Regions from separate parts of the Homo sapiens genome. Here region 2 is linked to region 1. A link is a loop called in an ENCODE intact Hi-C map of the cell type or tissue named here. Cell type or tissue: endothelial cell of umbilical vein. All regions are shown on one strand. Each heading gives the region's core, and the rest is flanking DNA. Links, peaks and the distances in the headings are about the cores only.

The links. Hi-C counts contacts between places; a loop is a spot of excess contacts. Peaks named below come from ENCODE experiments on the same cell type or tissue, not always from the same donor. Only the 100,000 strongest peaks of a DNase experiment are listed, where the experiment ranks them.
Region 2: a loop joins it to region 1, with 5 times the contacts of the local background. A loop is called at or near these places in 14 of 110 quality-filtered maps.

Annotation. Positions count from the first base shown.
Region 1 is chr3:19,883,916-19,894,844 of GRCh38, forward strand. It overlaps EFHB (EF-hand domain family member B), which reads right to left. Exons shown (of 13, transcript NM_144715.4): 10 at 4,529-4,736; 11 at 488-700. Among named protein-coding and RNA genes, the nearest start is that of EFHB, 45 kb to the right of the region's middle. RefSeq lists an enhancer at 3,143-3,312. In endothelial cell of umbilical vein, for the core only: no CTCF peak of the experiment used is centred there; a DNase peak (open chromatin) is centred at 5,466; H3K27ac peaks cover 1,237 bases.
Region 2 is chr3:20,018,943-20,029,871 of GRCh38, forward strand. No RefSeq gene overlaps it. Among named protein-coding and RNA genes, the nearest start is that of PP2D1, 12 kb to the left of the region's middle. RefSeq lists a cis regulatory region at 3,918-4,365. In endothelial cell of umbilical vein, for the core only: no CTCF peak of the experiment used is centred there; a DNase peak (open chromatin) is centred at 5,049; H3K27ac peaks cover 1,031 bases.

The DNA of each region.
Region 1 (10,929 bases), core at 1,722-9,721:
GTCAAGCCTCCAGAACTGTGAGACAATAAAATTCTATTAAGACACCAGTTTGTGGTACTTTGATACAGCAGCCCCAGCAAACTAACACATGGGGAATGAATATGCAGAGAAATGTTATGTAAAAGCTCTTTAAATATTTGAAGGCAGATATGTATGGAGCTAAGAATCATATGGTTTTAAAATCGTCTAATATTAATACTTGGTGGAGTCTGAATTACTACAATGTATAACATTCAATGTTCTGATCTATAATGGTTTCCATTTCATTAATATATAAAGAATCATTTTACTTTGGTCATCATTGGCAATTCCGTTCAATCAACATTTATATGTGGGCCTCTCCTCCCCAGGTGGTTAGAATATGAATTAAATGCAAGGTACAAAGCTTTGGGAAACTTAATCTAACGGAGAAAGGCAGGGGACAATGCAAGGACAGACAGAGGACAGTTTGTTGATGCTTTTAAAACTTGACAAATAAGTGACATACAAGTAGAAGGAATGGCTCCTACAATTGCATTGATCTCAGAAGAAGTTGTCTTATAGTAGTTGGAAACTTTATCACTTGGTCTCAGAAGTGTCCGGAGAGTCTTTTCTGTGCTTCCTGCTTCTTTTAAGACAATATCTTCTGGCTTTATGAGGAGAGTTTGTTCAGGTTCTTCAACATTAGCCTCAGTAGGGTTTACACAATCTGGTTTTCTACCTTTAAGGAAAATAAATGAAAGAAAAAATGCAGGAATACATTACTACTTAGTGCTTGCTGCTCTGTAACAGGATAAGTTTTCCCATCTAGTCTCTTCTTGCTAATGGAAACAGCTGGCATGACCCCTCCACTGACCCAACACCCAACTGTGGAAGAGTAAGTTCAGGCCAATGTCATATGCCAGGAAATCTGAACATGGCCTAATGTTTTCTTCTGCTACTCCACTCACTTTATTCTAGAATAAAGCTTTGAAATATGAGAGACCAAATGTAAACACAGAATCCATTCATTTCTTTTCTTAAAAAAAAAAAAAAAAAATAGAGCGGCCAGGCACGGTGGCTCACGCCTGTAATCCCAGCACTTTGGGAGGCTGAGGTGGACAGATCACCTGAGGTCAGGAGTTCGAGACCAGCCTGGCCAACATGATGAAACCCCGTCTCTATTAAAAATATAAAAGTTAGTCAGGCATGGTGGCAGGCGCCTGTAACCCCAGCTACTCAGGAGGCTGAGACAGGAGAATCACTTGAATCAGGGAGGCAATGGTTGCAGTGAGCCGAGATCGCGCCATTGCACTCCAGCCTGGAGGAAAACAGTGAGACTTCGTCTCAAAAAAAAAAAAAAAGCGTATTTTAATATTTAACTTGAACTACAGAGTTTTTCCTAGCACTATGCACTAGGGAGAAATAAGACAAGACATGCTTGTAGTGGAAAATTCCACATCTACTTGACTGGGGGGAGCATGCACTACAACATCAAGAGAGATGATAAGAACTCACTGTGAGCTCAAGAACTGTTTCTACAACTAACTCCTGACAAGTCAGTGTACAAAAGAAAACCCTGAGATAGAACTGAAGTTGTAAGACTGTCCTCTTTTGCAGATTGCTTTGCTGAGCCAATTCTGAAATTTAGGAATAAATTCCTGCAATCTTTTTCAGATCTGGTTACTACATATATACCACTAGAGAGCGCTGTGGTGTTCCCATCTTTAGAAAAATTCTAAAGGTTCTGGGGGAGCCCAAGTAAGGGTTGCAAAGGCAAGTGACCTGCTGGTATTAGAGAAGGGTGGATACCGTGGCAAACTAGAAAAGACTTACGTCTCTGAAGAACGCATTCCTCCCCGCAACCCCACCTCTCCCCACACTCAGTTCCTGCCAATTGCTGCTCTGAAAATTCTCAGGCCCACTGTTCCAGATCCTCTAACCCTCCACCTCACCAAAAGTAGAAATCTGGACAAAGTTTGAAAAAGAATTTCTCAAAAAATTGGAAGATTACTTACCCACTTTTCTCCAAAAGTCAACAGTAAGATAGAATTTGGTATCAGAAAAATTTTGGCAGAACATTCCTGGGCCCCCTCTAGACCTACTGACTACAAACTTGACAGTTTCTACCCTAAAATCATAGAAGATGAAAATCCTTAAAAACTCCATTTAAAATGGCTGAAGAAATCAGCATCCAAAAACCAGAAACAATTTGAAGAATTATCTGGTCTGAAATAAGCTTTTGCTTTCTACCACTACTTCATGAGTTGTGCCAAGAAGGAAGCTCTGTCACCCCTGTTTATGAAAGGGTTGGAGTAGAGCTGTTTTCTATAAAAAGCTTCATTAGGTAGGGAAGATTCTGATGCTTTCCTAGTGGATAGAATAGAAAGGCTAACCCATAAGGGCTCGCATCATCAAGAGAGACCAAAATTTGGTTTTGACTTCACAGAAAGGCATGACCCAAGAATAAAAGTGAAAATAGTAGTATCTCCACTTTTTAGAAGAGAGACATCCCGAGAGAAAATAAAAATGTAAATATCTTTTTAAAAAGCTGAACCTCTAATAATTAAGATACAAAAATTAAGGTAGGCTGGATGCAGTGGCTCATGCCTGTAATCCCAGCATATTGGGAGTCTGAGGAGGGAGGATCCCTCAAGCCAGGAGTTCACAACCAGCCTGGGCAACACAGCCACTCAAGAGGCTGAGGCAGGTGAATCACTTGAGCCCAGGAGTTCAAGGCTGCAATGAGCTATGATTGCACCACTGCACTCCAGCCTGGGCAAACAGAGTGAGACACTGTCTCAAAAAAAAAAAAAAAAAAAAAAAAAAAGCAAGGCAAATGAGGTATTATTATAAACCAACTAAAGTACAACAATGTAAGAATTTTTGTTTGAAATAACACTCAATGGTAGTGAGATTGGAGTAAAACCTCACAGACTTAGCTGATAAAATTGCAAATCAGTAAAATCATTTAGAAAAGCAAAATGAAAATAGAGTTACTTCTGAGACAATAATAACATTCATAAGAAATGAGAAATAAAAAGCTTTTTGAGATATGATCATTATAGCATTGTGCATATTACTTTTAAAATATCTAGAAACAGCCTAAATTTCATAGAGTGAAGAAATGGTTTAGTAAATCATAATATATCAGCATGAGGGAACTGAAATGTAGTTCATAGAAACCAAAAAAGCATTTCTTCATTCCTTAGAAATATGAAAGCTGGCTGGGCATGTTGGCTCTTGTCGGTCATCCTAGCACTTTGGGAGGCCAAGACAGGAGGATCACTTGAGGCCAGGAGTTCGAGACCAGCCTGGGCAACATGGTGAAACCCTGTCTCTGCTAAAAATACAAAAAATTAGCCAGGCATGGTGGCACACACCTGCCATAATCCCAGCTACTCTGGAGGCTGAGGCACGAGAATCACTTGAACCCGGCAGGTAGAGATTGCAGTGAGCCAAGATCACACCACTGCACTCCAGCCTGGGCAACAGAGCAAGACCCTATCAAAAAAAAAAAAAAAAAAAGGAAGAAGAGAAATGCGAAAGTTAAATTTTAAAAAGCCTTATATAGTATGTTCAGTGTTATTTTAGACATGCTTAAAATATATACATATACACATATGTATATATGTATATCTATATATGTAATGATACAGAAAGATAAAATGTAGGCCAGAGGTATCCAACCATTTGGCTTCCCTGGACCTCACTGGAAGAAGACTTATCTTGGGCCACACATAAAGTACACTAACACTAAGGACAGCTGATGAGCTTAAAAACAAAATGTCGCAAAAAAATCTCATAGCGTTTTAAGAAAGTTTACAAATTTGTGTTGGGCAGCATTCAAAGCTGTCTTGAACCAAGGGTTGGACAAGCTTGATGTAAACATTATAACATTTGAATCAAAAGTAAAGATTATGCTGTTTTTCCTTTTTATACAAAATTTTTAAAATCTAATTTTATGTCAAATTGTGTGTTTCCTGGGAAAGGGAATTAACTACTCAGATAATCGTTTTTAAACAGGTTTCTGAGAAACTGTCTTTTATATTTTGAGCTTCAGTGTAAGTTTTGTGCTTTTAATTTTTTTGAATAAATAATACATGGTTCCAAACTCAAAAGATACAAAAATATAGATTAAAAAGTGAATCTCATTGCCACCCTGTCCCTCAGCCATCCAACTGCCTCTTCCTGGAAATAATAAATATTATTGATTCTTTCCTACACTACTACAGATATTCCATGCATAAACAAGCAAATAAAAACCATGTATAAATGTATATTTTTATTTTTCATATAATATTAAAGTTGAATATAGCTGAGCTCTTAGAAAAATTAAAATACAGAAGTCCATTTAAGAATTCAGCAAATGGCTAAGCATGCTGGCTCACACCAATAATCCCAGCACTTTGGGAGGCCAAAGCAAGAGAATCCCTTGAACCCAGGAGTTCAAGGGCAAGTAGGACCAGCCTGGGCAACATAGTGAGACCTCGTCTGTATTAAAAATAATAATAATAAATTTTAAAATTTAAAAAAATAATAATTCATCAAACCTTCAAAAATTAAATACCTTTAATAATGACCCTCTCTTCATACTCTTTAAGAAGCATTTTGTCTTTCCAGTTAAGAAAATTTGCGAATTCCAGATAGTTAATGAAGCCATCATTATCCACATCACAGTAGTCAAATAGCTGGTCCAGGAGCTTGTCATCTAAACTCAAGTTGGCCTGGTCACAAGCTTCCTGCAGCTCGTCTTTATCTATCATCCCATCTCCCTTCTGTTATACAGGAAGCAAAAGAACATAAAATGGGAGTTGTCTTCAAGAGCAGAGTAGGCAACATTATTTAGTTTAAGAAAAAAGAAATAGCTTCATCACATAAATTCAAATTTGTCTCAATTTTCACAGAAGAGGAGTCAAATACGCTGGTTAGACCGTGGTAGAGCATTATTACCATGATATGGGCTTGACATTTCATATGACCAATAGGTGTGTACTTTTGACAGCTCTCTACAATTTTTATCCTTACAAAGTTTTTAATACCTTCTGTGTTTTAACCTGGCAATAAATGGCCCTTCATTTCATTGCCTGTTATTAAGGAGAAATTGGGGAGATAGTTGCAGGACAAGTTCACGGAGGTGGGTTCAAAGACAGTGGTCTGGTTTTCATAACACTCCTATGGGCAAGAGGGAAATGCTACCAATCTGATGGTCAGCCCCATTGAAACAAGTAACACTAAGATTCATCCTGGTAAGTAGGGGGAGGAGGGTGGAGGGAAAAAGTCTCACCTCCTTTCAGACAGCAGTTAAAGACAGAAGTACCTACACTGAGTATGAACAGAGGGAAATGTATAAGGGCTCTCAGCAGAAACTGGCTGATTCACTTGGGAGATGAAGGGGCAGAGCACACAATGTTCGTTAAGGAAGAATGTCAACAGCTGGGACATCTTAGCACTCAGTCCCTCCTGCAGTCTATCAAGCCAACCTTAAATCCATTCAGAGATGATGGCAAAGGTCCCAGTTTTCTTGTTTGTTTCTGCAGTGAATTCTTCCTGCTATAAGGGAGCTTTGGCCCCCTCAGAGAGACTTCCCTGAGAGGAAATAACTCCCAAGAGGAATCATAAATGAGTCACTGCGTAGTATTTAAGCTCTTACTGCCCAGGACTGGATTTACAATGCTGATGGAGGCAATCCCCTGGAGAACGAGAAACTGACTCGATGAATTATAAATTCTTGCAGTCAGACCCACAGCCCTGGAAAACTTCCCTACTTAACCCTTGTATTCAAACAGAATGAGAACTTAAAATATATGATCTTGACAATACAGCTGCAAATGCCCTGGATTAAAGCAGACTCCTTTATAAAAGTCTCTACTACAGGCCAGGCACGGTGGCTCATGCCTGTAATCCCAGCACTTTGGGAGCCTGACCAACACGGAGAAATCCCGTCTCTACTGAAAATACAAAATTAGCCAGCGTGGTGGCACATGCCTGTAATCCCAGCTACTCGGGAGGCTGAGGCAGGAGAATCGCTTGAATCCAGGAGGCCGAGGTTGCAGTGAGCCGAGACTGCGCCATTGCACTCCAGACTGGGCAACAAGAGTGAAATTCCATCTCAAAAACAAACAAAAGTCTCTACTACAACCAAAAATGCAAACCCACACTCATCCTAGCTGAAAAGCAATGCGGGATGTGGCTGTTGAATCAAGAGAGCCCCAAAACTGAAACAGATGCTGTCAACGATAAATTACCGCCTAATATGCAGGGCTTTGTGTGCACTGAAAACACTGGTGGTTTGTTTCATGGAGCTACCATGCCACCACCATGCCACTCAAAATCAAAGTAAATATTTCTTACTTACTAGTGCAAAGCCATTCTCTCCCTCTGCACCCTTAATCCCTCCCTCCCCCAAGCCCTGATCTCATCCGCTTTAGGGAGAAAGATGATTAGAAGTAGGACCAAGGGCTCCAGGTCTTCAAGAGGGATGCATCTGTTCAGTGGGGTGAGATTCTCACATTTTTATGGTTTGGATACAGTTCCCAAAGTCATCATCATAGTCAGTCCTGGGAGAGGATGGTAGGGAAGGATGTCCGAATTCAGTTAATGGGGTTTGGGCACAGTTTGCAGAGAAGAATTAAAGATAACCATGTATTATTGCTACGGCTTCCAAGCCTGAATATTTAATTGGTATTGATGCTTTCCATGTCTGTAGAGTGAATGTTCATATGTGACAGAGGGGATTATCCTGATCAAGAAGAGCCATGTATAGACAATTGTTATTACCTTTGGGACCCCATAACCCTAATGACTCCTTTGAGTTACAAGTCTATAACTGGTGGTTTTGCCAATTAGAGCCTCTGGAAAAGAAAGGCAACCTTCACTTGGAGGTGCACCGTGAAGTTTAGGACTTATTGCCTCCCTAACATAATTACCAGGTAGACCTCTTTTGAAAAGCAGCTATTAGCCTGTCACTGAGCTCTTCTGGAAACTGAACACTGGACCCATGGAGGCCTTCTGACTCTCCAGCCAATAATCATTTTGAGGCCGGCCAACTTGGACTAAATGACTAACAAAATGAAAAAGGAGCAAACAAGCCTCATATGTCAAATGGAAATGGCATATTCAAGAATGCAGCCAGCCCAACCCCAGTAACATCTCAGCTTTACGTGTAAAAGAGTAGCAATATTTTTGTTGTTGTTATTGCTGCTGCTGCTGAGACAGGCTATCAATCAGTTGTGCAGGCTGGAATGCAGTGGCACAATCATAGTTCACTGCAGCCTCAAACTCCTGGGCTCAGGTGATCCTCCTGCCTCAGCCTACTGAGTAGCTGGCACTACCACTCCTGGCTAACTATTTGTGTTTACTTGTAGAGATGGAGTCTCACTATGTTACCCAGGCTGGTTTCAAACTCCCAGCCTCAAACTATCCTCCTGCCTCAGCCTCCCAAAATGCTAGAATTGTAGGTGTGAGCCACCACACTCAGCTGAGAAGTGATCCTTTAGAAAAAAAAAATTATTCACCACTCTGTCACCTGAAGCAAAGCCACTGGCTCAAGAGGACCCTCAATTCACAGAACCTCCTCTAAATGCCTGGGCCTGTTTCACTTATAGTCTGGCTGAGCTGAAACCTGGTGGTCTTCACTGAGCTAAACTAAAGGCCATTCTCATGGCTCTGGCAAATACTCCCCTTGATAAACCTGTTATATTTTTACTGACTCTTGGGCTGTTGACTGTGGCCTACCTATTTGGTTGGCCACTTGGAAAACAATAAAATAGCAGATTAAAGACACCCCTTTAAGGGACTGCAAACTATAGGACAAAAATTATGGCTACTGATTGAACTATCTGGGTAGTTCATGTAGATACTCACCATAAGCATGGGAATGATTGGAATCAAGCTGCTGATCAAGCCTGAACCATCCAGATTGCCAACATTGCTGCCTGTACATACATGGCAACACACCCCCATTACACACAGAGCACAAGGTAAAGAACTCCATGTTTCTAATGCAGAAGCCACCACTACATGCCAAACTTGTGACTGCCAGAAGTTGACTCATTTGTCTTACGGTGAGAGAGGACACATCACACATAGGGATCTCCCTCATGCTCCTGACAGACTGACTACAGTGAACCTCTGACCCCTCCCTCCTCAGAGCTATTGGTGGTGCCACACCAATATTGACACTTATTCAAGTTATGGAATTGCCATTCCAGTCCAATCATATGGGTCTAGTCCCAACAGTAGGGCCCATAAAGTTAAGTTAATCTGGGTTGTGCGTTTTGCTTTCTGGAACATTTTCAGTCTGTCAATGGGGTGCACCCTATAGCACAAAAGCTATTCAGCAATGAGCTATTAGTCAAGGTATTCAATGAAGCTTTCTTACTCCCTACCGTCCATTGTCATATGGTATTATTGTGCATTGGAATGGCCTTCTCAAAAACTGTCTACTTCTCTCACCAGCTCCTGGTGCCCACATCTTAGTAAAGCTGTTTGGTCACTCAATGCAGCTGTCCCCAGAAAGGACTCATTCTATCTCAGCTGCTTCCTGAATAATAATCAGAATAAAAGGGGCAGGGGTTATAAAGACTTATTTTGAAAATTGGTGTTACTTCCATGACCATTCCTGGACATGGTGCAACAGCACCATGCAACAGCAATCCCGGGCCAGTAGGGTTGGTCCGCCCTTTTGGTAGCAACCAGGCATAAAAAGGATTCTAGGAGGTTCAAATTTAATTCTATTTCAGCCTCCTGATTTTCTTGTTGGGTTTACATAATCCTTGATCATAAGGATAATAACCACTTGGTTGAGTATACTTCTCAAAAATCAGTGTGAGAGCTGGGAGCAGTAGCTCACATCTGTAATCCCAGCAACATGGGAGGCTGAGGCAGGAGGATCACTTGAGGCTCAGAGTTCAAGCCTGCAGTGAGCTATGATGGTGCCACTGCACTCCAACCTGGGCAACAGAGTGAGAATCTCATCTCTAAAATAAAATAAAATAAAATAAAATAAAATAATATAAAATCAGTATGTTCCATCCCAGTAGCTATAACTTCACCTTTTTCCCAATCATATTCTCTATTTTCTTTTTTTTTTTTTAGATGGAGTCTCGCTTTGTTGCCCAGGCTAGAGCGCAGTGGTGTGATCTCAGCTCACTGCAACCTCTGCCTCCCAAGTTCAAGCAATCTCCTGCCTCAGCTTCCCGAGTAGCTAGGATTACAGGCATGTGCCACCATACCTGGCTAATTTTTGTATTTTTAGTAGAGATGGAGTTTCGCCATGTTGGTCAGGCTGGTCTCGAACTCATGACCTCAGGTGATTGGCCTCCCAAAGTGTTCGGATTACAGGCATGAGCCACCATGCCCAGCCCATATTCTCTATTTTCGCCTAGACCTTTTGTTAGGAAAGGTCAGATATAAGAGGGACCAGGGATTTCTTAGAAAAGTTCCAGAGATCTGTTTTATTCTCTTTTATGCCTGACCTTTCCAGACAAAAGTTCTAGGTGAAAATAGGAGGTAAATGGGAAAAAGGTGAAGTTATAGCTACTGGAATGGGATACCCTGATTTTGTGGCAATAGGGGGAGCGCAGCAACCGAGCTCTTGGAGAGAGAACACTTTAGACCCAGGATGTTCAGGGGAGTGACAGACATCATGATATTTTGTTTTTCAGCCCACTCCTGAAGACTGCATCATAAAGAAAAATGCCTTAGTGCAGTTCTCTCAAACTGTTGGTGACACCTTAGTTTTAACTGACTGCCAGGCAGTTCTGACCACAATTTGAATGACATCCACCTCAACTTTACCAAGAAATCTATTGGAAACAGCAGAGAATGACCCTAGTTACTGCACCTCCACATTGAACACCTTTGGGTATCTTCCCCAGCCCCATTTGCAGTCATTCCACAAGGTGAGCAAATACCATCAGCTGGTGGCATGGACAGACAGGAGGTTGGACTTACTGACCTTATGCAGCCCCTCCAAAAACAAGGACTATACACAATTATTGAACCTAACTGAGAATCCTATAGCCTAGCAGCAAAATTTATTTTAGGAAACTATTCTAGTTTTAAGTTAACAATGTTTACATATTGACAACAAATGTGCTGTTTAAGTGAGCACAAATCTATACATCCTTAATTAGACAATTAATTAAAAGAGAAAATCATCAGCTGACTTGCATTGCTAAGAACATCTGTCATGAATTACATAGTCTATGATAGCTAGGAGCAAAAATCCCTGATTGCAACTCTGAGTTTATCATAGTACTTGGGCCTCACTCTACTTCAGTGTTGTGTTACATATGTTCAACAACTGACTTTTTGGCAGTGTGGTGGAAAAAAGCCCTGATTTGTAGCAGGTGCTGCTTTCCATGGTGTTCATACTCTCATCATGGTAATTTCTAGCTACCATTGTGATGTCAACTGGCTTGTAAGCTTGCTGCAAATTTAACAGTATGCTCTCTCAAGCCAACTCTAGCACACTACTGCTACCCAATGTGTAACTCTCCCTCTAGATTTTCCATTCCCTAAATGGAATGTCTACACATTATCTGGAATAATGCTTGATGTATTATGATTACTCAATAAATAGCAGAATTAATTTCATAAGCCAAGAAGATTCATTTAGAAAATCATAGTTTATTTGCTCTGTTGTGTTTGTGTTTTGTTTTTCCATTAAATTAAATGTGGCATCCAATAATATAAGATTTAAATAATCAAAAATTAACCTACAGCTGTACTAGACCCACATCTTATTACCCTCTCAGAAAAAAAGCTCCTTACGGTGACTGAATGCTACATTGTGCATATTGAGTTAACTATTAAAAGGTATATCAAGGCCAGGCGCGGTGGTTCATACCTGTAATCCCAACACTGGGAGGCCGAGGCAGGTGGATGACCTGAGGTCAGGAGTTCAAGACCAGCCTGGCCAACATGGTGAAACCCCGTCTCTACTAAAAATACGAAAATTAGGGT
Region 2 (10,929 bases), core at 1,911-9,910, 140 kb after region 1:
ACATATACATATATTATATTATATATAATATGTATAACATATATATGTTTCTAAATGAGAATGTATTATTTCCCTTAAATTATATATTTTCAAATAAATCTGTATCCCTTTTCACTTTTTTACATAAAAACCTTCACATTGCCCAGGCTGGAGTGCAGTAATACACTCACAGCTCACTGCAGCCTCGATCTCCTGGGCTCAAGTGATCCTCCCACTTTCAACCTCCTGAGTAGCTGGGACTACAGGCACATGCCACCATGTCAGGCTAATTTTTTGTTGGTGTGTTTGTTTTTCCTTCACACATTTTATTTTATTGAGATGGAGTTTCACTCTCTTTGCCCAGGCTGGAGTGCAGTGGACCAATCTTGGCTCACTGCAACCTCTGTCTCCTGGGTTCAAGTGATTCTCCTGCCTCAGCCTCCCAAGTAGCTGGGATTACAAGCCCCCACCACCATGCCTGGCTAATTTTTTTTTTTTTTTTTTTTTAGTAGAGACATGGTTTCACTATGTTGGTCAGGCTTATCTGGAACTCCCGACCTCAGGTGATCCACGTGCCTTGGCCTCCAAAAGTGGTGGGATTATAGGCACAGGTCACCGCGCCCGGCCTACACATTTTAATCTTAAAAATAAACCAATTTAGGCCAGGCGCGGTGGCTCATGCCTGTAATCCCAGCACTTTGGGAGGCTGAGCTGAGCAGATTACCTGAGGTCGGGAGTTTGAGACCAGCCTGACCAACATGGAGAAACCCCATCTCTACTAAAAAAAAAAAAAAATTAGCCAGGCATGGTGGCACATGCCTGTAATTCCAGCTACTCGGGAGGCTGAGGCAGGAGAATCTCTTGAGCCCAGGAGGCAGAGGTTGCGGTGAGTCAAGATTGTGCCTTTGCACTCCAGCCTGGGCAACAAGAGAGAAACTCCGTTTCAAAAAAATAAAATAAATAAATAAATAAACCAATTTAAAAGGAAAAAAATCATAAAATTTTACTTGCTTCTTATTAAAGTGGAAAAAAACTAAGCAAATAAGTTAGGCTCTGATGTGAAAGTGTTCTTTCCCTCCTTCCTCAATCCATCACCCAAAGATAGACTCACTGGAAGACATGAAACATTCCAATATGGGTCAGAAAGCAGGTTTCTTATATTTCACATATACTCAAACTATAGAAACTGTTTTAAAAAAATAAAAACTTATTTTTTAAATTGAGATGGGGTTTTGCTATGTTGCCCAGGCTGGCTTCAAACTCCTTGGCTCAAGCAATCTTCCCACCTCAGTCTCCTGAGTAACTGGGACTACCAGTGTGTGCTATGGCATCCAACTGAGACTATTCTGTAATTTGCTTTTTTACTTAGCAATATGAGTATACAAAAAGTTATCTAATACTTTATTGATGGACATTTAGTCTGTTAACAGCATTTGTCTTTTACAAACAATGCTGCAACAACAACAACAAAATTTGCACATGTATCTATTAGATAAACACCCTGTAGTAGAATTCTCTGTCTGTGAATAAGTAAATTTTGAATTTTTCAGATTCATGCAACAACACTTTATTGAGGATGTACTATTTGCCAGGCACTGTTTTTAGCACTAGGAATTCCATGATGAAGAAAATGCTGACATGATCCACGGAAGAAAAATCGATAGGCCAGGTATGGTGGCTCACATCTGTAATCCCAGCATTTTGGGAGTCCAAGGCAGGAGGATGGCTTGAGGCCAGAAGTTCAAGACCAGTCTGGGGAACATAGTGAGACCCCCCATCTCTACAAAAATTAGCCTTGCATGGTGATGTATACCTGTTGTCTCAGCTTCTCAAAAGGCTGATCTTGGGAAGATAGCTTGAGCCTGGGAGGTCAAGGCTGCAGTGAGCCATGACTGCACCACTGCACTCCAGCCTGGGCGACAGAGTGAGACGCTGCCTCAGGAAAAAAAAAAAAAAAAAAAAGAAAATGAAAAGACAAGCCACAGACTAGGAGAAAATATTTTATAAAACATACATCTGATACAGGACTTGTATTCAAAATATGCAAAGAACTGTTAAAACTCAATAAAAAACACAACTCAATTTTAAAATGGGCATACAATCTGGATAGACACTACACTAAAGAAGATACACAGATGGCAAATAAGTATATGCAATGATGTTAATAATGTATGTCACTAGAGAATTGCAAACTAAAACAACGAGATACCACTACACAGCTAACTAGAATGGCCAATCCAAAACACTAGCTACAGCAAAGGCTAGTGAGGATGTGGAGCAACAGGAACTCTCATTCATTACTGGTGTGAATGCAAAATGGTATGGCTACTTTGAAAGACAGTTTGGCAGTTTTTTACAAAACTATACATAGTGTAACCATATGATCTAGCAATGTTACTTCTTGGTATTTATCCAAATGAGTTGAAAATTTATGTTCACACAAAAACCTACACATAAGTGTTTATAGCAGCTTTATTCATAATTGCCAAACTTGGAAGCAGCCAAGACATCCTTCAGTAGGTAAACAGACAAACTATGGTACATCCATACACATTGCTCAGTGATAAAAAATAAATAAATAAAAATAAAAATAAGCAGGTACGGTGGCTCAGGCCTGTAATCCCAGCACTTTGGGAGGCCGAGGCAGGTGGATCACTTGAGGTCAGGAGTTTGAGACCCGCCTGACTAGCATGGTGTAACCCCGTCTCTACTAAAAATACAAAAATTAGCTGGGCGTGGTGGTGCGTGCCTGTAATCCCAACCACTTGGGAGGCTGAGAGGTAGGAGAATTGCTTGAACCCAGGAGGTGGAGGTTGCAATGAGCTGAGATCGCGCCACTGCATTCCAGCCTGGCAACAGATCAAGACTCCGTCTCAAAAAAAATAAAATAAAATAAAAAAGAAATGAGTTGTCAAGCCCCCAAAAGACAAGGATGAATCTTAAATGCATATCACTATCAGTAAGTGAAGGAAGCCAACTGAGGCCAGGCATGGTGGCTCACGCCTGTAATCCCAGCACTTTGGGAGGCTGAGGCAGGTGGGTCACCTGAGGTCTGGAGTTCGAGACCAGTCTGGCCAACATGACGAAACCCTGTCTCTACTAAAAATACAAAAATTAGCTGGGTGTGGTGGTGCGGGCCTATAGTCCCAGCTACTTGGGAGGCTGAGGTGGGAGGATCACTGAAGCCTGGGAGGCGGAGGTTGCAGTGAAGCAAGAGTGTGCCACTGCATTCCAGCCTGGGTGATAGAGTGAGACCCTGAAAAAAAAGGAAGGAAGGAAGGAAGGAGAAGGAAGGAAGGAAAGAAAGAAAGAAAGAAAGAAAGAAAGAAAGAAAGAAAGAAAGAAAGAAAGAAAGAAAGAAAGGTAGGAAGAGAAAGCAAGCCAACTGGAAACAGCTACATACTATATAATTCTAATTATATGACATTCTGTAAAAGACAATACTATGGAGACAGTAAAATGATCAGTGGTTTCCAGGGGTTCAGGAGAAGAAGGGATGAATAGGTGGAGAACAGGAGATTTTTAGGGCTGTAAAACTATTCTGTATGATAATGTAATGGTGAATACTTGTGACACATTTGTCAAAACCTATAGAATGTACAACACAAAAAGTGAACTTTAATGTCAACTATGGACTTTAGTTTATAATGATATATCAATATTGGCTCATCAACTATAACAAATGTACCACGCTAATGCAAGATGTTAATAATAAGGGAAAGAAGTGGTGGGAGGCAGTGAAGTGTATATTGGAAGTGTCTGTACTTTCTGCTCAATTTTTTTGTAAACCTAAAACTACTCAAAAGTAAAATGTATTAATTAAAGTGTGGTGTGTGTGTGTGTAAGCAGGGCATTCTGAGAAAATATCTTTCTGGAAGTGCATCTAGTAATTTTTTCCCCCTAATTCATATCTGAAACACATACAAATAAACAGTGAATGTTGTAGGAAATTAGAAGATAGACCACTATCTTGGGAAAGATAACAATGCAAGAGAAGAATTCCTTTATTTTAAGATGGTTATTTCAATTAATTATTTTATATATTGAGCACCTGCAGGGGTAGGCACTAGACATAAAGGCCAACAGCAGGTCTCTGTGCTTGATGAGCTCAGTGCCTGTCATGGGGAAGACAGACACACAGATGCACTACTAGATAATAACATTATCAGTGCTGACCATGTGCTGGGCTCTTTCTAAGCATTCCACCCACATTGTCTCTCAACCATACAACAACCCTGCACACAGGCACTAATAATCTACTTTACAGACAAGGACCCTAAAGCTCTAGAAAGTGAGTTAACTTTGCTGCAATAAATGGCAGAGCCCAGGTGTGTTGACCTGCAAACAGTTTGTCAGAAACTGCCAAACTGTCTTCCAAAGTGGCTGTAAAAATCAATTCATTTTGGAAGAAGAGGACAATCAGTGATACATTTGCTTAGATGTTTCTTTCACATTATTTGAAAGCGTTGAACTTCAAATACATTCACAAATCTTAATATCTGGTTCTCCCTCTTCCATTCTTGCCTTACTCCCACTGGAATAAATTCTTTGGCTTGTCATCCTCCCAACTTCAGGACAATCAAATACATATGGCTTAATGGGAAGGTGGTCAGATTAGAAAATATTCACAGCCAATCTCTCCAGTAGGCAGCCCTTGTTTGGCTTAAAACTGCCCGTTGAATTCAAGTTTCTTACATGTTCCACAACTATGATTGTAAAAGTCAAGGCAGCAGGCACCAGCCTGTGTGGAAGAAAGTTATATTTAGTATTCCTTTCGGAGCTGTCTCTTTGGATATCGTGGAGATTCTGGTACAGGCTGTTACTGTTTGAGGGCTTCTGGGCCTGTGGCAGAGAAGGAGTGGGTGGTTTGCTGACAGTTCTTATAAATACCCCCAGTATTTATTTAATGGCAGAAACACACAGAGAGAACACACAGAGTATTAGAGGAGAGAACATAGCTTAGCTCCATTCATCCCCTGGGCCCAGGACCAAGCACTTCTAATCTGTTCTGAGGAACTGCTTCTGGGGCCAGCTGCAGCCCTGTGTCTGGGGGAAGTCACCTGCCTGCTTGCTGAAGGAGGAAGGAAGGAAGGAACAGGGAACAATGAGGCCCTTGTAAAAGCCAAGTTTTGCTTTTTTTTTTTTTTTTAAGTTTATTTTCTAACCATATCACTCTTCTGCTTAAAACCTTTCAGTAGCTTTCCACTGTTTCTGGAATAAAGGTCAAAAGTCCTAATATGATGAGAAAGGTTCTGTAGGGCCTGGCCAAAGCCTGACTCTTCAGCCTAATCTCTCCCCACTTTCCCATTCATTAACATTCCTCAAACATAATCCACACTCTGCCCACCTCAGGCCTGTACATGCTATTCTCTCTGCTCAAAGGCTTTTCTCTCCACTGGCACTCAGTTAATTCTAACTCATTCCTCAATTAAAACCTCATTTCCACAAGCTGAACTTTAGCATCATCAGAAAAATGTTTCCTGATGCTTCACAGGAATCCTCCACACTTTGTCAAATGCCTCCAGAACTCCTTATGCTTTGCATTGATTCAAGTTTTTTATTTTATTTTATTTATTTATTTATTTATTTATTTATTTATTTATTTATTTACTTACTTACTTACTTACTTACTTACTTATGTGAGACGGAGTCTTGCTCTGTTGCCCAGGCCAGAGTGCAATGGCACGATCTCAGCTCACTGCAACCTCCACCTCCCAGGTTTAAGCGATTCTCCTGCCTTAGCCTCCTGAGTAGCTGGGATTACAGGCACGTGCCACCACGCCTGGCTAATTTTGTATTTTTAGTAGAGACGGGGTTTCTCCATGTTGGTCAGGCTGGTCTCGAACTTCTGACCTCAGGTGATCCACTCACCTCGGTCTCCCAAAGTGCTGGGATTACAGGTGTTAGCCACCGAGTCTAGACTTTTTTTTTTTTTTTTTGAGACAGAGTTTTGCTCTTGTTGCCCAGGCTGGAGTGCAATGGCTCGATCTTGGCTCACCACAACCTCCACTTCCCAGGTTCAAGTGATTCTCCCGCCTCAGCCTCCCGAGTAGCTGGGATTACAGGCATGAGCCACCACGTCCAGCTAATTTTGTATTTTTAGTAGAGACGGGGTTTCTTCATGTTGGTCAGGCTGGTCTGAACTCCCGATCTCAAGTGATTTGCTGCCTCAGCCTCCCAAAGTGCTGGGATTACAGGCATGAGCCACCATACCCGGCTGATTCAAGTTTGTAATGGTGTATTTGTTTGATTATTTAAGCAATGTCTGTCTCTTCATTCCCATCCTGCTTGCCTTTTTAATCCCAGAGCCAATTCATAGATTCGTAGTAAATATGCCTGCTATATAGTAAAAGTTTCATAAATATTTATTAAATAAATTAATAAACAAATAGAGTAATCATTTGAGCTCTTAAATATTTAGTTTTTAATAGAGGGAGTAAGAAAGATTCCCATATTTTTCCCTCATCCTCAGTTCTTAGCAGTGAGGTCTTAGTCTGAAGATACGTGCCTCAGAAGCTGGCCAATAGAAGAGGTAAGAGAAGCCAGAGTGGACTCTGCTGAGAATTTGGCCACCAAGCAGTCATCTCCCTTAGAACTGTGCTCTCCAACATGGTAGCTATTAGCCCCATAATAGGTGGCTATTTAAATTCAAACTATTTAGAATTTTAGCTTATCAGTCTTATCAACCACATTTTGCACACTCACACATGGCCAGTAGCTACCATATTGAATAATGCAAATAGAGAACATTCCCTTTATCACAGGAAAATGTATTGAAGAGTGCTGCTCTGGAATAGAAAATACCCTCTTCTGCACAGAGCATAGGATTCTCAGCAGGGTGACAGAAGAGAGCCCATTTTCCCCTCTGCTTTCAAATCAGGAGATGGGGGAGAGACCCTGCATCTATTACTACATTTGTTTCTATCACATAGAATTGTAGGTGCTGCAGCTGAAGGTGCTTTATTGCAAATAAAACCACTAAATGCTTCCAAATACAGGGTTGTTGTGAAGATTAAATTAGTTACAACCCATGTTCAGGCCCTTAGTTGGCTCTCAATAAATGTTAGCCATTTTGCAATACTCATCATGTGAATGAAAAAACAAAAAAAAAAATTTAAATTTAAAAAGTTGGGCACGCCTGTAATCTCAGCACTTTGGAAGGCTAAGGTGGGAGGACTGCTTGAGCCCAGAAGTTTAAGATCAGCCTGAGCAACATAGTGAGACCCCTGTCTATACAAAATTTTTTTTAAAAAATTAGCTGGGGCTGGGTGCAGTGGCTCATACCTGTAATCCAAAAACTTTGGGAGACCAAGGTGGGTGGATCATTTGAGGTCAGGAGTTCGAGGCCAGCCTGGCCTACATGGTGAAACCCTGTCTCTACTAAAAGTACCAAAAAAGTTAGCCGGGCATAGTGGAGCACCTGTAATCCCAGCTACACGAGGGCGGAGGCAGGAGAATCGCTTGAACCCAGGAGGTGGAGGTAGCAGTGAGCTGAGATCACACCACTGCACTCCAGCCTGGGCAACAGAGTGAGACTGTGTCTCAAAAAAAAAAAAAAAAAAATTAGCAGGGCATGGTGGTGCATGCCTGTAGTCTAAGCCACTCGGGCAGCTTAAGTGGGAGGATCACTTGAGCCGGGGAAGTCGAGACTGCAGTGAGCTGTAATTGTGCCACTGCATTCCAGCCTGAGTGACAAAGCAAAGCTTTGTCTCAAAAAATTAATTAATTAAATAAATAAAAAGTAAATAGATGGTAGCCACAATTGTTATTGGCTGAAAACCAAAGTGTTAAGTGCAGAATAGACTCTGGTGAAAATAATCTAACTTCTCTGAGCCTCAGGTTCCTCATCTGTAAAATGAGAACAGCTTTTTCTATCCTGGTAGGATTACATAGCGTGTTTTGCAAAAAGGGGTTATCACAGTACCTAACATGCAGTAGGTTCTCCAAAACCGTTAGCTCTTCTTTTTTTTTTTTGAGACAGAGTCTCGCTCTGTTGCCTAGGCTGTGGTGCAGTGGTGCAATCTCGGCTCACTGCAATGTCCGCCTCCCGGGTTCAAGCAATTCTCCCGCCTCAGCCTCCCGAGTAGCTGGGATTACAGATGCCCACCAACATGCCCAGCTAATTTGTGTATTTTTAGTAGAGACGGAGTTTCACCATGTTGGCCAGGCCAGTCTCGAACTCCTGACCTCAGGTGATCCACCCACCTCAACCTCTCAAAGTGCTGAGATTACAGATGTGAGCCACCGCGCCTGGCCAACTCTTGTTGTTTTATTATTGGTGGACGCTATATCAAATTTGACTTTCTCATGAATCACCTCAGAAATTGGATTCCAGCTGTTAAAACATTCCAGGTGTGTGTTTTAAGATGTACGGATGTGGCTAGTAGTGCTAACTTCCTGAAGCTTTCATTTGGTTTTGCTGAGGGCTAGCAACCCAACCTGTAAGTCAAATTGTTGGCATGAGTTAAATTTCCTTTGGTCCCACCCATATTTCTCAGTGCCCATTACTTCTCACTAGGCCAAGAAGTGCCTGGCAAATGCTATATGTCAGAATTGTGCTAAAAAGTGTTGTTCATTTTAAACAACTGAACTTCTAATTTTTCCATTTGACCTTAACTAGGTTTCTCTAATGTCTCCTGTCAAATCTTCTGGCTCTGTTATCTTCCAAATTTTAGATTTGTTTCCGTAAAGCAACCAAATTCCAAACAGGATATGTATGTTTGTATTTGGAGGGTGGAGAGTGGGAAAAGAAGGAGGAAGGGAAATGATGTTTAATCTGATGTCAGGTTAAAACTAACAGAGAGTAAGCAGGGGTGGCAGAAGGCGACTCCTAATACTTACTGAAAATGCACCGTTTGCCAAATACTGTTTTAAGCACTTATTTTTTTCTTATCAACCTTCTTTTCCTCCTTTTTTGTTTAATTTTTAATTCAAATTAATATATGTGCATGGCTAAAATGTTATTACATGTGCATGGTTTAAAATGTAATTGTAGTTAAACTGTTCATTTTTTTTTTTTTTTTTTGAGACAGAGTCTCACTCTGTCGCCCAGGCTGAGTTCAGTGGCATGATCTTGGCTCACTGCAACCTCCACCTCCCAGGTTCAAGCAATTCTCCTGCCTCAGCCTCCCAAGTAGTTGGGATTACAGGCACAGGCCATCAAGCCCAGCTAATTTTTGTATTTTTATTAGAGACAGAGTTTCACCATGTTGGTCAGGCTGGTCTCGAACTCCTGACCTCAAGTAATACGCCCGCCTTGGCCTCCCAAAGTGCTGGGATTACAGGCATGAGCCCCCATGCCCAGCCAAACTGTTCAAATTTTAAATGTATTTTTATCCAGAAAATATGAATGACAGTAAATGTAAAAAAATCTAAAAATTATTTTTCACATAAAGTTCTCTTTCTTTTAAAATATTCAAAATGATCTATCAAAACTCAATGGCAAATGAAGTGGTTAGTCACTCTCAGATTTTTAGTCAAAGATCTTTAAATAAAGCTGAACATATTATTAGCTTTTTACAAATTTGAATGAAGGTTTTTTTTGTTTTGTTTTTGAGAAGGAGTTCCGCTCTTGTCGCCCAGGCTGGAGTGCAGTGGGACGATTTCGGCTCACGGCAACCTCTGCCTCCCGGGTTCAAGCGATTCTCCTGCCTCAGCCTCCCAAGTAGCTGGGATTACAGGCATGCGCCACCACACCCGGCTAATTTTTTTTGTATTTTTAGTAGAGAGAGGGTTTCTCCATGTTAGTCAGGCTGGTCTCAAACTCCCGACCTCAGGTCATTCGTCCGCCTCAGCCTCCCAAAGTGCTGGGATTACAGGCATGAGCCACCCTGCCCCACCATGAAGGCTGTTTTCTAAGAATGTTTAGTCTTTGCATTCAATGTTCACGTATTTGCTAAAGAATCCATGTCATGCTTCCCATATGTAATATTTAGATCTCTATATATACAAATGTGAGGGTAAAATGAATTTATACTACGAAATGTTTCTCAGCCACTCTGTGCACGTTAGTGAACACTGCGCTAATTCATGAGGATCTTCAGAACCATGAATTGGAATACAAAGAGAAGCAAAAAAATCGGCTGCTTGGCACTCTGGGAAACAATACTTTGTTATGCAAGAATCTTTTGCATTCATGCTAAGAAGGAGGATTTGACAAGTTAATTAATTTGTCTTTTCTCTTACCTAAGTACTCCTGCCACTCAAATTCTTTCTGCACTCCAAAGCCATGCCTCTTTCACCAAAAAACTTCTCAGCATTCCAATGCGGGTGCCTTTTGTTTTGAGGATCTAGGGCAAGGGAATATGCTGGAAGTGCGTCTGCCCGGGGCTTGCAGATTGTTAGGCAGAAGGGTGAATGTCTAGGTTTACAAGGTCGCCCTGTCTAGAACTCATACCAACTGACACTAACACCACCACCCCCATCTCACAACTCACACACCTTTTTTTTTGAGACGGAGTCTCGCTCCGTCGCCCCGGCACAATCTCAGCTCACTGCAACCTCCGCCTCTCGGGCTCAAGGGATTCTCCTGCTTCAGCCCCTTGACTAGCTGGATTACAGGGTGCCCGCCACCACGCCCGGCTATTTTTTTTTGTATTTTTAGTAGAGGCAGGGTTTTGCCATGTTGGTCAGGCTGGTCTGGAACTCTTGAACTCCAGTGATCCACCAGCCTAGGCCTCCTAAATTGCTGGGATTATAGGCGTGAGCCTCCACACCCGGCTTCACACATCTTTTTTTTTTTTAGTGTTTATGACATGAGGAGCTCTCTAGACTATGCGACCCGGCATAGGATTCCTCTTGCCTGAGTTTAAGAGTGATCCCGCTTTAAAAAAAGAGTTAAGGCTGGGAGCGGTGGGTGGCTCAGGCCTGTAATCCCAGCACTTTGGGAGGCCGAGACGGGCGGATCATTTGAAATCAGGAGTTTGAGACCAGCTTGGCCAACATGATGAA